Regions from separate parts of the Homo sapiens genome. Here region 1 is linked to region 2. A link is an interaction called in ENCODE POLR2A ChIA-PET data of the cell type or tissue named here. Cell type or tissue: HCT116. All regions are shown on one strand. Each heading gives the region's core, and the rest is flanking DNA. Links, peaks and the distances in the headings are about the cores only.

Region 1 (4,000 bases), core at 1-4,000, 78 kb before region 2:
TGCCCACCTTGGCCTCCCAAAGTGCTGGGATTACAGGCATCAGCCACCTCGCCCAGCCTATTTTTTTCTTACAAAGAGTACTTTGCTGGGCACCGTGGCTCACTCCTGTAATCCTAGCACTTTGGGAGGCCAAGGTGGGCAGATCACGAGATCAAGAGATCGAGGCCATCCTGAACAACATGGTGAAACCCCGTCTATACTAAAAATACAAAAATTAGCCGGGTGTGGTGGTGGGTGCCTGTAGTCCCACCTATTCGGGAGGCTGAGGCAAAGAGAATCGCTTGAACCCGGGAGGCAGAGGTTGCAGTGAGCCGAGATCACGCCACTGCACTCCTGCCTGGGTGACAGTGAGACTCTGTCTCAAAAAAAAAAAAAAATGAGTGCTTTGGAGTCTGGGTGTGGTGGCTCACACCTGTAATTCCAGCATTTGGGGAGGCTAAGGCAGAAGGATGGCTTGAGGCCAGGAGTTTGAGACCAGCCTGGCCAACACAGCGAGACCCTATCTCTTAAAATTTTTTTTTTTTTTTAATTAGCCATGCATGGTGGCACATATCTGTACTCCCAGCTGCTCAGGTAGGCTAAGGCAAGAAGTTCACTTAAGCCCAGAAGGTTGAAGCTGCAGTGAGCCACTACACTCCTGCCTGGGTGATAGAGCAAGACCCTATCTCTTAAAGAAAAAAATGAAAGAAAAAAAGAATACTTTGGAGATGATGGAATTGTGAACTTGTCTAATCTTCACAACATAAGGAAGAAAGAACATTGGCTTTGATGTTAGGCACACCTGAGTGTGAATTTCAGTTTTATTACCTACCATATTTGTGTGTCCCAAAGAAAGTTATGACCTCTGTGAGCTTAATTTTTTTTCATCTGTAGAAAGGGGTACTAATACCTCATTTGCAGGGCTATTGTGAGGACTAAATGAAAAGCATGCATATGCACATGAATACCTAATTCAATGCCTGGCACATAGTACTTTCTCAACAAAAAGTTAGATACCCTTGTCTCCCTCATGGCTTAAAAGTAATTGATTTAACCAAGAAATCTGTAGGCTTCTAGGTGAAAAGGAAACTGAGTAAAATTATGTCCAGGTAATTATTCTGCAAAAAAAGCAATAGGAAGCATAGCAGCCTTCTTGTAAGAAATTTTATATTGTAAATGTTACTATAGAGAGGAAAATCACATTGATTATGATTAAAAGAAAAATATGAAATTAGACTAAGCTGTAAAATGTTAGGATGCTAAATGTGGGGTGAGGGGGAATCTAATATTTAAGAATATACTTTTTCCTGGAGATCTATTGTACATCATGATGACTACAGTTAATAATGTATTATATACTTGAAAATTGCTAAAAGTAGATCCTAAATGTTCTCACTACAGTAAAATAAGTATGTGAGCTGATGGATATGTTGATTTGCTTGATTTTATTAGTTTACAGTATATACGTATCAAAACCTATAGATATACACAATTTTAATTTGTCTATTATCCCCTAATAAAGCTGGAAAAAATAAGTAAATTCTCATATTTTCCATCAAAAAAAGAGAATATACTTTTAACTTCTAAAATTAAGTATAGAAAGTAGACTAAAATACTGGATAAAACTGCCTTTGCCTTAACCACTAGGTGGCAGAAATGACAATTACATTTGTTTATTTCATAAAACTTCAGGTGACTGTGTTCTAGAATTACAATGAATTGATGTTTCTCAAATATTTATATATGTTGTTTTATGATTAAACATATAGCTTAAAGTATTAAATATTGATTAATTTTGCTCTCATTTTTCAGTGCTAATGAAGGCACGGGACATTTTAAGGTATTTTACTTTTTTTTTCATTCATTTCACAAGAGGACTCTGTAGCACACAAATTCGAGTCAGATTAGCAACCAAATGGAGATTGTATAAATAAGTTATTTAAATATGAAGTACATTTAATAATATTATAGATTTATGAATAAAAGTTATTAAGTAGGGATTTGTTCATTCAGAACAGTAGTCTAAGGAAAATTAAGTGAATACTTTTTAAAACTAAAACCAAATGCTATGTTAATTTGGTGATAAAAAATGTCTCAAAGCATTTTTGCATATTTGGCATTTAGAATTAAATATGAGCTTAAAATTTTATTTGCATGTAACATTTTTTGCTCAAGTTATTTTGCCCTACTTGTTACTTCAATTATTCACTGAAGTTTTAGAGGTAAGAATGAACTCCTTTGTAACATATTTAAGTTCAGAGTTGATTTAAAGATTCCGAAATCACAGGTAACATTGTATACAGTGTTACTACTATAATGTGAGTCATCAGGAAAAGGTAACTTTTTAAAAAGGGGTAAATCAGACCTTATAGTTTCTTGGGAGGTAAATATACAAGGAATAGGTGACTTTGATCTGTTTAGATTTTCAGTGACTTTGTCAAGTGTCTGTACTGAAAGTTAGGTGAATTATACCTAGTTGGATATACTGTACTGTTTTATGAACACACTAGCTCAGAGACATGAATTAAAGCATAGGAATAGATAGGTAATTCTCTGGGTGAAGCATATTATACATGTGTCTCAGAGATTGATGTGATAGAGGGAATGCAGTTTTAAGTCCTCATGATTTTTTTTTTTTTTTTTTTTTAAATGGAGTCTTCCTCTGTTGCCCAGGCTAGAGCACAGTGGCGCAATCTTGGCTCACTGCAACTTCCGCCGTCTGGGTTCAAGCAATTCTTGAACCCAGCCTCAGCCTCCTGAATAGCTAGGATTACAGGCATGCACCACCACGCCCAGCTAATTTTGCATTTTTAGTAGAGACGGTGTTTCACCATGTTGGCCAGGCTATTCTCAAACTCCTGACCTCCGGTGACCCACCCACCTGGGCCTCCCAAAGTGCTGGGATTACAGGTGTGAGCCACTGCGCCCGACCATAAATCCCCATGATTTTTGATAGCGTTGAACCTCTTCTAAGTTGTAAAACATCAAACCGGTGGTGTTCAGCTTTAGGAAATTCTCGTAGCCATGTAGTGGGTGGGATAGTGGCAGATACGTTTTTGTATGGTTTAAGCACCAGGATATATGCTACCAGTGTTCCCTGAAGACGCCTGTCTAATAACCTGTAGTAGTCAGTCCAACAGAGTTTTAAAACCTCATGAAGAAAGAACTAGAGAATGAATTGAAATATTAGGCCGGGTTCGTTGGCTCACATCTGTAATCCCAGTACTTTGGGAGGCCAACTCAGGAGGATTGCTTGGAGCCAGGAGTTCAAGACCAGTCTGGGCAACACAGGAATACCCTGTCTCTATCAAAAATAAAAATGTTAGCTCTGCATGTTGGCATGGGCAGTTCCAGCTACTCAGGAAGCTAAGGTGGCAGGATCACGTGAGCCTAGGAGATTGAGGCTGCAGTGAGCTGTGATTGCGTCACTACACTCTAGCCTAGGTGACAGAGTAAGACTCTGTCTTAAAAACAGAAAAGATAAAGTATTAGTCTACTGCTTCCTCAGAAACACATGTGCAACCCAGAATATATAGTTGTGGTTCTTACACATGAAAAAACATGGTAGCAATATCACCTTGAAGTGTTCTTGCCAAGACATATAGGAAGGTGACTATGCTTCTAGATTTAATTACTAATTTACAAGAAATACAGGGGACACAGAGATGTATTAGGCCGGGCGCGGTGGCTCAAGCTTGTAATCCCAGCACTTTGGGAGGCCGAGGTGGGCAGATTACGAGGTCAGGAGATCAAGACCATCCTGGCTAACAGTGAAACCCCATCTCTACTAAAAATACAAAAAAAATTAGCCAGGCGCGGTGGCGCGTGCCTGTTGTCCCAGCTACCCGGGAGGCTGAGGCAGGAGAATAGTGTGAACCTGGGAGGCGGAGCTTGCAGTGAGCCAAGACCTCACCACTGCACTCCAGCCTGGGCGACACAGCGAGACTCTGTCTCAAAAAAGAGAGAGAGAGATGTATTAAATGACACTGAAGGAATATAATAAGCCAGATCAAGATAGTGG
Region 2 (10,820 bases), core at 3,987-7,986:
TTGGTTATTTCTGCAGAATTCTCTCTCATCCACTGTACTGTAGGCTTCTCAAGGCCCAGTATCACATTTGATTCAGTTCATAGCCTCCCACACAGTTACTGCCTATTGAAGTGAAAAGTCAAATATCTCCAAACTAGGAAGGAAGCCCTAGTAGGAAGATAGAAACTACTAAATGAATTGCAATGATGAAGTTTGCTAGTAGAACACTGTATTGGTCCATTTTCACACTGCAGATAAAGACATACCTGAGACTGGGCAATTTACAAAAGAAAGAAGTTTATTAGGCTTACAGTGCCACATGCCACCACAGTCATGGTGGAAGGCAAAAGGCATGTCTCACATGACAGCAAACAAGAGAAGAGAGCTTGTGCAGGGAAACTCCCATTTTTAAAACCATCAGATCTTGTGAGACTTACTCACTATCATAAGAACAGCATGGGAAAGACCCACCCCCATGATTCAATTACCTCACTCCAGGTTCCTCCCATAACACGTGGGAATTCAAGATGAGATTTGGGTGGGGACACAGCCAAACCATATCATTCCCCCCTGGCCCCTCCCAAATCTCATGTCCTCACATTTCAAAACCAATCATGCCTTCCCAACAGTCCCCCAAAGTCTTAACTCATTTCAGCATTTACTCCAAAGTCCACAGTCCAAAGTCTCATCTGAGACAAGGCAAGTCCTGTCTGCCTATGAACCTGTAAAATCAAAAACAAGTTAGTTACTTCCTACATATAATGGGGGTACAGGCACTGGGTAAATACAGTTGTTGCAAATTGGAGAAATTGGCCAAAACAAAGGGGCTACAGGCCCTAGGCAAGTTTGAAATCCAGTGGGGCAGTCATATCTTTTGTGTGTGTGTGTGTGTGTGATGGAGTCTCGGTCTGTCGCCCAGGCTGGAGTGCAGTGGCAGGATCTCGGCTCGCTGCAAGCTCCGCCTCCTGGGTTCACACTATTCTCCTGCCTCAGCCTCCAGAGTAGCTGGGACTACAGGCACCCACCACCACGCCCGGCTAATTTTTTGTATTTTTAGTAGAGATGGGGTTTCACTGTGTTAGCCAGGGTGGTCTTGATCTCCTGACCTCATGATCCACCTGCCTCAGCCTCCCAAAGTGCTGGGATTACAGGTGTGATCTACCACGCCCGGCCCCCAGTCATATCTTAAAGCTCCAAAATGATCTCCTTTGACTCTGTGACTCACTTCCAGGACATGCTGATGCGAGAGGTAGGCTCCCATGGCTTTGGGAAGCTCTGCCTCTGTGGTTTTGCAGGGTATATCCGCCCTCTTGGCTGCTTTCACAGGCTGATGTTGAATGTCCGATTTTTCCAGGTGCAAAGTGCAAGCTGTCGGTTGATCTATTCTGGAGTCTGGAGGATGGTGGCCCTCTTCTCACAGCTCCACTAGGTGGTGCTCCAGCAGGGACTCTACATGGGGGCTTGGACCCCACATTTCCCTTCTGCACTGTCCTAGAAGAGGTTCTCCATGAGGGCCCCGCCCCTGCAGCAAACTTCTGCCTGGGCATTCAGACATTTCCATACATTTTCTGAAATCTAGGCAGAGGTTCCCAAACCTCAATTCTTGACTTCTGTTCACCTGCAGGCTCAACACCACGTAGAAGCTGCCAGGGCTTGGGGCTTCCACCCTCTAAAGCAACAACCTGAGCTGCAACTTGGCCCCTTTTAGTCACAGCTGCAGCAGCTGGGTTGCAGGGCACAAAGTCCCTAGACTGCACACATCAGAGGGACCCTGGGCCTGGCCCACTAAACTATTTTTTTTCTCCTAAACCTCCAGGCCTGTGATTGGGGGTGGGGGGTCTGCTGTGAGGACCTCTGACCTGCCCTGGAGACATTTTTCCCACTGTCAGAGATTAATATTAGGCTCCTTATTACTTAAGCAAATTTCTGCAGCTGGCTTGAATTGCTCCTCAGAAAATGGGTTTTTCTTCTTTATTGCTTGTCAGACTACAAATTTTGCAAACTTTTATGCTCTGTTTCCCTTTTAAAACTGAATGCTTTTAACAACACCCAAGTCACCTCTTGAATGCTTTGCTGCTTAGAAATTTCTTCTGCCAGAAACCCTAAATCACCTTTCTCAAGTTCAAAGTTCCACAAATCTCCAGGGCAGGGGCAAAATGCCACCAGTCTCTTTGCTAAAACATAACAAGAGTCACCTTTGCTCTAGTTCCCAATAACTTCCTCATCTCCATCTGAGACCATCTCAGCCTGGATTTCATTGTCCATATCATTATCAGCATATTGGTCAAAGCCATTCAACAAGTCTCTAGGGAGTTCCAAACTTTCCCACATTTTCCTGTCTTCTTCTGAGCCCTCCAAATTATTCCAACCTCTGCCTGTTACCCAGTTCCAAAGTTGCTTCCACATTTTCGGGTATCTTTTCAGTAGCACCCCACTCTCGGTACCAATTTACTGTATTAGTCCATTTTCACACTGCTGATAAAGACATACCCGAGACTGGACAATTTACTAAAGAAAGAGGTTTATTGGACTTACAGTTTCACATGGGTGGGGAGGCCTCACAATCATGGCGGAAGGTAAAAGGCATGTCTCACATGGCAGCAGACAAGAGTGGAGAGCTTGTTCAGGGAAACTCCCATTTTTTAAAACCATCAGATCTTGTGAGACTTACTCATTATCATCAGAACAGCACAAGAAAGACCCACCCCCATGATTCAATCACCTCCCACCATGTTCCTCCCATAACATGTGGGAATTCAAGATGAGATTTGGGTGGGGGCAGAGCCAAGCCATATCAAATATCTACTGGCAACATGTAGAATGTGTATTAAAATGCAGAATATGGGCCAGGCATGGTGGCTCATGCCTGTAATCCCAGCACTTTGGGAGGCCGAGGCAGGCAGATCACCTGAGGTCGGGAGTTTGAGACCAGCCTGGCCAACATGGTGAAACCCTGTCTCTACTAAAAAAAAAAAACAGAATTAGCCAGGCGTGGTGGCACATGCCTGTAATCCCGGCTACTTGGGAGGCTGAGGCAGGAGAATCACTTGAACCCAGGAGGCAGAGGTTGCAGTGAGCCGAGATCACGCCATTGCACTCCAGCCTGGGCAACAAGACCGAAACTCCGTCTCAAAAAAAAAAAAAAAATGCAGAATATGTGTGTGTTAAAATCTGCATCCAAGGTTGACATCTAAAGACTATTTGGAAAGCCTTGTGCAGTAAGGGAGGGGAGGGGGTTACAAAGATGTAATATGTAAAGCACAGCCCCTGCCCTTCATTGGGTGGTGGGAGGAAATGTGTGAAAGAAGCAGTCTGCTTAGAACAGCAAGGGAGTCCTTAACGTGGCTTTCTGGGGACAACAGAAAAAGGAATTTGGCTATGTGGGCTGGTCCTGGTGCAATCCTTCTTTATAAGAAGTGTTATGACTTAGACCCCACTGGTTTCACTTGTAGTGCTATAGGGGGCCCCTGGTGGGCCCAAAACACAGACAGAGGAGAAAAAAGGTAGGACCAGAAAAAAAGAAGGAAAGTGGGAAGGAAAGAAAGTGAAGAAGAAAGTGAGAGTAAAGGATGTGCATTACCAAAGAATCTAGCATTTACATCCTACTTCCTAATATAAACAACATTTTCACAAGAATCCTGTGAGGTGACCATTGATATTTTTATTCTGTGGATAAAAGTAAAAAAGGGAGAGAGGTCAAGGGACTTGCCCAAGGTCATAAATTTAGGTTTCTAACTCAAGACCTTGTACTGTGTTCTCCATTGCACCAGTTGTCTCTACACCAAGAGAAAGTGCCTCAACTCCTGAACTATGGGTTTCTTTTCCCAGTTTATAAGGCTATTTAAAATCTTCTTTAAAACTATATGCCAGGCGCGGTGGCTCACTCCTGTAATCCCAGCACTTTGGGAGGCCGAAGCCAGAGGATGACCTGAGGTCAGGAGTTTGAGACCAATCTGGCCAATATGGTGAAACCCCGTCTCTACTAAAAATACAAAAGTTAGCCAGGCGTGATGGTGGCCACCTGTAATCCCAGCTACTCAGGAGGCTGAGCCAGGAGAATTGCTTGAACCCGGGAGGCAGAGGTTGCAGTGAGCTGAGATGGCGTCACTGCACTCCAGCCTGGGTGACAGAGTGAGACTCTGTCCTTAAAAAACAAACAAAAAAAATAGCTGGGCATTGTGGCAGACACCTGTAATCCCAGCTACTCAGGAGGCTGAGGCAGGAGAATCGCTTCAACCCAGGAAGTGGAGGCTGAGGTGAGCAGAGGTCATGCCACTGCACTCTAGCCTGGGTGACAGAGTGAGACTTTGTCTCCAAAAAAAAAAAAAAAAAAAAAAAAAAAAATGGGAATGAAGGAAACAGAAAATTAGAACACCACAGTAATAATTGCTGCAGATAAAGTCCACTGATGAAGCTAATATTAGTGGGCAAAACTCTAAGGAGGACCAGGATATTTACATAGCATCTAAGTATAAACCTCCAAATATGCATTAATTATCTTGTTTTTAACATATGTCCCCAAATGTTTTGATACCCCTCCCTCCACAATGGAAAGCTTAATTCTCCTTCCCTTAAGTGTGGGCTGATTTAGTGGTGCACTTCTAACAAATCATGCAGGGGTCAGCGTAGACCCAAATAGGAAATATATTAGGCTGTTTAAGCCATATGATCTCTTTTGCAACAACTCACCCCTACTGATGTAGCATGAAAGCAGCCATAAAAAATATGTGAATGAATGAATGTGGCTGTATGCCAATAAAACTTTATTTATAAAAACAGGCAGTGGGCTGGATTTGGGCCTCCAGCCATGGTTTGCTGACCTCTAGAATAGCATATGAAAAAGAAAAAATAGTAACTCTGCAGTGAAGAAACTTGGCAGACACTACCTTAACTGAGTGATCAAAGTTAACATTACCAGTAATAAGGAATACTGAAGTGTTATCAGTGAAAAATGGCAGAGTAAGGAAATCCAAAAGTTTATCCCTCCATAAATGCAACCAAAAGGTTGGTTAAAACTGTTAGAATTGGCTGGGCACGGTGGCTCACGCCTGTAATCCCAGCACTTTGGGAGGCCGAGGCGGGCTGATCACGAGGTCAAGAGATCGAGACCATCCTGGCCAACATGGTGAAACCCTGTCTCTACTAAAAATACAAAAATTAGCCACGCATGGTGGCACATGCCTCTAGTCCCAGCTGCTCGGGAGACTGAGGCAGAAGAATCACTTGAACCTGAGAGGCAGAGGTTGCAGTGAGCCCAGATCGTGCCACTGCACTCCAGCCTGGCGACAGAGCGAGACTCCATCTAAACAAACAAACAAACAAACAAAAAACAAAAAAACTGTTAGAATCAACTTTTCAGAACTCTAGACACTAACCAAAAGGCCTGCAGCAGCCAGTGAAATGTTTTCATAAAAAAGACAGCTGATTCTTAGTAAGAATAGCAAGCTTTGTAGTATTTTAACTTACCCTGGTCCCATCCCCAGGTTAGCAGTGAATTTGGAGAAAATAGCTACAGTCCCAGTATAGGTACCAGTACTAGAGGGAAGAGAATGGACCTAATTCGCAAGAAATTGTTTTTGTTTTGTTTTGACCTGTATGGTGGCTCCCTGGAGGACTTTCTCAAGTGCTTACCTTTATCTTTGTTTTGACCTGTATGGTGGCTCCCTGGAGGACTTTCTCAAGTGCTTACCTTTATCTTGTCTAACTTGGAACTCTCTAGTGGTGAGTGTGGCTACCCAAGGAGCATTTGTTGAAGATATTTACAGGCAAATGTTTTGGTTATTGCTGCCTGGGGCATTGGATAACAGTTGGGGCAAACAATAGACTAATATAAAGCTTGGGAGAGAAGACTGAAGAATGAGATGCTTTGGAGAAGAAGGACTTTGAAAAACTGACATATCCCTGGGAAACCGGAAAGCCACTTGCATGCCGAGGCCTATGCACATGTTCAGGAAAGATCTGAGAATGCCCTAAGTGTTCTGGCTGATCTTCAGGCTCTTCACAAGCATGAAGCAAAGGCTAAGGCAAAGAGCTAGATTCCATCTAAAAAAAAAAAAAAAGATAGAGCAGACAGAAGAAAATATCAATGAATTTAAAAATAAATCAATTGAGATTATCAAGTCTGAGGAACAGAAAAAGAAAAGAATGAAGATATATGAAGAGAGCCTAAGTGAACTTCTGGAGTTCCAGAAGGAGAGGAGAGGAAAAAAAGGAGCAGAAAGAATATTTAAAGAAATAATGGCTGAAAACTTGAAAACTTTCTAAATTTAATTTAAAACATTGATCTATACATCTGGAAAGCTCAATAAAATCCAAGTAAAATAAACTCAAAGAGATTCACACCAAGACACATCGTAGTCAAATTGTTATAAGCCAAAGGCAGGAGAGCGAATCTTGAAATCAGTAAGACAATGGTGACTCATCACAAGCTGGGTGTGGTGTGCATGCCTGTAGTCCCAGCTACTCAGAAGGCTGAGGTGGGAGGATAGTTTGGGCCCAGGAGTTCGACTTTAGCTTGGGTAATATAGTGAGACTCCATCTCAAATTTAAAAAAAGAAAGCAGCTGGGCATGGTGGCCTGTAATCCAGCAGCAGTTTGGGAGACTGAGGCAAGAGGATCACCTGAGGGGCCAGGAGGTCAAGATCAACCTGAGATACATAGTGAGATCCTGTCTCTCCAAAAAAAAAAAAAAAAAAAGCCAGACTCAGTGGCATGTGCCTGTAGTCCTAGCTACTTGGGAGGCTGAGGCAGAAGAATTGATTGAGCCCAGGAGTTTGAGGCTGCAGCAAGGCATGATCATGCCACTGTACTGAAGCCTGGGTAGCAGAGTGGGACCTTGCTTCTTTAAAAAAAAAAAAAAAAAAAAAAAAGTAGGCTGGGCGTGGTGATTCATGCCTGTAATTCCAGCACTTTGGGAGGCTGAGGCAGGTAGATTGCTTGAGCCCAGGAGTTCAAGACCAGCCCAGGAGTTCAAGACCAGTTCAAGACATGGTGAGGCCCTGTCTCTACAAAAAATACAAAAATTAGCTGGGCATGGTGGTGCATGTCTGTATTCCCAGCTACCCGAGAGGCTGAGGTGGGAGGATTGATTGAGCCTGAGAGGCCAGGCTATAGTGAGCCATGATCACTGCACTCCAGCCTGGGTGACAGAGTGAGACCCTGTCTCACAAAAAAGAAAGAAAGAGAAAGAGAGAAAGAGAAGAAAGAAAGAGAAAGAAAGAAAGAGAAAGGAAGGAAAGGAAGAAAGAAGGAAAAAGGAAGGAAGGAAAGAAGAAAGAAAGAAAAAGGAAGGAAGGAAGAAAAGAAAAGAAAAAAAGGAGGGAGGGAGGAAGGAAGGACTCATCGTGTACAATGGATGCTCGATAAGATTAACATCCTATTTCTCATCAGAAACCATAAAGGCCAAAAGGCAGTAAGATGACATATATTAAGAGTGCTGAAAGAAAAAAACACCCCCTGTCACCCCAGAATTCTCTATCTAACGAAACTATTCTTCAAAAATGAAGGAGGGAAAGAAGACATTAAAACATTCTAAGATAAAGACTGGAAGATTTCATCACTAGTAAACCTGACGTATAAGAAATCCTAGGCCAGGCACGGTGGCTCACCCCTGTAATCTCAGCACTTTGGGAGGCCGAGGCAGGTGGATCATCTGAGGTCAGGAATTTGAGATCAGCCTGGCCAACATGGTGAAACCTCGTCTCTACTAAAAATAAAAAAAACTTAGCCAGGCGTAGTGGCACGCACCTGTAATCCCAGCTACTTGGGAGGCCGAGGCATAAGAATTGCTTGAACCTAGGAGGCAGAGGTTATAGTGAGCCGAGATTGCGCCACTACACTCCAGACTGGGCAACAGAGCAAGACTCTGTCTCAAAAACAAAAAAACAAAAAAGGAAATCCTAGAGGAGGTCTTTCAGACTGAAATGACAGTAGACAGTAATTTGAATCTACATGAAGAAATAAAATAAACCATTAAAGGTAACTCCATAGGTAAATATAAAAGGTAGCATAAATGTATTCTTGTTTAATTTTGTTTAATTTTTTCCTATCCTATTTAAAAGATAAGTACATAATGCAGTAATTATAAACCTGCATTGATAATGCACACAATGTATTAAGATGTATTTTGTGTGACAATAATAGCACAAAGAAGGAGAAAGGGAACCAAAGCTATATAGGAGCACATTTTTTGTGTAATAATGAAATTAAGTTGGCATTTATCTAAACTAAGTTGTTATTAAATAAGATGTTAATTGTAATTCCCAGGACAATGACTAAGAAATTAACTCAAAATATAGTAAAAAGGCTGGGCACAGTGGCTCATGTCTATAATCCCAGCACTTCGGGAGGCCAAGGTGGGCAGATCACTTGAGGTCAGGAGTTCAAGACCAGCTTGGCCAACATGGCGAAACCCCATCTTTACCAAAAATATAAAAATTAGCTGGATGTCATGGTGCATGCCTGTAGTCCCAGCTACTTGGGAGGCTGGGGCAGGAGAATTGCTTGAACCCAGGAGCAGAGGTTGCAGTGAGCTGAGATTGTGCCACTATACTCCAGCCTGGGTGACAGAACAAGAATCTGTCTCAAAAAAAAAAAAAAAAAAAAAAAAAAATTAGTATTCTTCCTAATATGCTTAACTTCAATTTAATCATGAGAAAATGTCAGACAAACTCAAATTGAAGACTATCCAACAAAATACTTAACCAATACTCTTTTTTTTTTTTCTTTTTTCTGAGATGGAGTTTCTCTCTTGTTGCCCAGGCTGGAGTGTAGAGGCATGATCTCAGCTCACTGCAACCTCCACCTCCCAGGTTCAAGGCATTCTCCTGCCTCAGCCTCCCGAGTAGCTGGGATTACAGGTGCCCACCACTATGCCTGGCTAATTTTTGTATTTTTAGTAGAGATGGGGTTTCACCATGTTGGCCAGGCTGTTCTTGAACTCCTGACCTCAGGTGATTCGCTCACCTCTGCCTCCCAAAGCGTTGGGATTACAGGCGTGAGCCACTGCGCCCGGCCAACTTAACCAATACTCTTAAAATAAATAAATAAATAAATAATTAAAAAAAAATCAGGCAATGGGCTGGGTGCGGTGGCTCACGTCTGTAATCCCAGCACTTTGGGAGGCCAAGGTGGGCAGATCACCTGAGGTCAAGAGTTTGAGACCAGCCTGGCCAACATGGTGAAACCCCATCTCTACTAAAAATACAAAAATTAGGTGGGCGCCTGTAATCCCAGCCATTTGGGAAGCTGAGACAGGAGAATTGCTTAAACCTGGGAGGCGAAGGTTGAAGTTAGCCAAGATCGCACCATTGCATTCCAGCCTGGACGACAACAGCGAGATTCCATCTCCAAAAAAAGAAAAATAGTTGTAGAAAAAACCTATAAATTGAAAACTGTAAAATTTCACTGAAAGAAATTAAAGTCCAGGCACAATGGCTCACGCCTGTAATCCCAACATATTGGGAGGCCAAGGTGGGCAGATCACTTGAGCCCAGGAGTTCAAGACCAGCCTGGGCCACACAGTGAGACCTTGTTCCTACAGAAAATTAGCCAGGCTTGATGGCACATGGCTGTAGTCCTAGTTACTTGGAAGGCTGAAGTGGGAAGATCACTTGAGCCCAAGAGTTTGAGGCTGCAGTGAGCTGTGATTGTGCCATTGCACTCCAGCCTGGGTGACAGAGGGTGGAGTACAATGGCACAATCACAGCTCATTACAAACACAAAACAAACCAATCTGAAAGCCAAGATTAAATGTCTCAGGGGCCTGATTGGGTGGATCTTTAAAGGTGTCTGTCACTTCTGTAAGTGGAGGCAAGACCACTTGCCACAGATTTTGTGTCCAGTGTTAAGACACCTGAGTCCCTGCCATCCATCCTTAGTTATATCAGCAGAAGGCAAGGAGGCACCCACTGCCATAGGGCAGATTATGAAATGGAATGCTTTTTGCAGCCTGATGATGGTAAATAAAAGGGCAAGGGGTAAGGAAATTTGGGCAAAATAAAAGCCATGGCGTCTCCTGTGGAGATGAGGATTGAGACTATATCACTTCTCTTTTGAGAGTTCCTGCTCTTAGAACTTATCAGATGGATTGAGATGGTGTTGAATAAGATTCACTGGCAGGACAGTGGGCTAAGAGAATCCACTGGGAAGAGTTAGCCCTGGTGACAAGTGTGAGCACATAGTGGTTGTGGTGGGGGTAGAGGTGAAGGTGGTGATGGCGGTGGAGGTGGTGGTGGTGAATGGCGGTAGAGGTGGTGGTGATGGTGGTGGTGGTGGTGGTCATGATGGAAGAAGTTGAGGTGGTGATGGTGGAGATGGTGATGGTGGTGGAGGTGGTGATGGCGGTGGAGGTGGTGATGGCAGTGGAGGTGGTGGAGGTGGTGGTGGTGATGGTGGTGGTGGTGATGGTGGTGGTGATGGTGGTGGTGGAGGTGGTGGTGGTGGTAGTGGAGGTGGTGATGGTGGTGGAGGTGGTGATGGTGGTGGTGGTGATCGTGGTGGAGGTGGTGATGGTGGTGGTGGTGGTGATGGTGGTGGTGGTGGTGGTGATGGTGGTGGTGGTGATGGTGGTGGAGGTGGTGATGGTGGTGGTGGTGATGGTGGTGGTGGTGGTGATGGTGGTGGTGGTGATGGTGGTGGAGGTGGTGATGGTGGTGGTGATGGTGGTGGTAGTGGTGGTGGTAGTGGAGTGGCAGGGAGTTCTGGCACAACATATGCTGAGGCTGGAAACCTTCTGACCCAGTCATTGCCACCTAACCCCAGGAAAAATGGCCAAGCATGTGAGGGTGACCTTAGGAGCCTAGCATTGAACATCACAGACATCCAGAGCAGCAGGGTCCCTG

The links. ChIA-PET counts read pairs that join two places held together with the same protein. Peaks named below come from ENCODE experiments on the same cell type or tissue, not always from the same donor. Only the 100,000 strongest peaks of a DNase experiment are listed, where the experiment ranks them.
Region 1: POLR2A ChIA-PET joins it to region 2 with 5 read pairs; 7 of 35 experiments call an interaction of 5 or more read pairs at or near these places.

The regions. Positions count from the first base shown.
Region 1 is chr10:103,331,744-103,335,743 of GRCh38, reverse strand. PCGF6 (polycomb group ring finger 6) reads left to right here. Exons shown (of 10, transcript NM_001011663.2): 7 at 1,792-1,819. Among named protein-coding and RNA genes, the nearest start is that of PCGF6, 17 kb to the left of the region's middle. In HCT116, for the core only: a CTCF peak has its summit at 1,598 (motif pointing right); a DNase peak (open chromatin) is centred at 1,633.
Region 2 is chr10:103,250,724-103,261,543 of GRCh38, reverse strand. No RefSeq gene overlaps it. Among named protein-coding and RNA genes, the nearest start is that of RPEL1, 10 kb to the right of the region's middle. RefSeq lists an enhancer at 6,289-6,788. In HCT116, for the core only: no CTCF peak of the experiment used is centred there; DNase peaks (open chromatin) are centred at 6,403 and 6,802; H3K4me3 peaks cover 750 bases; H3K27ac peaks cover 1,285 bases.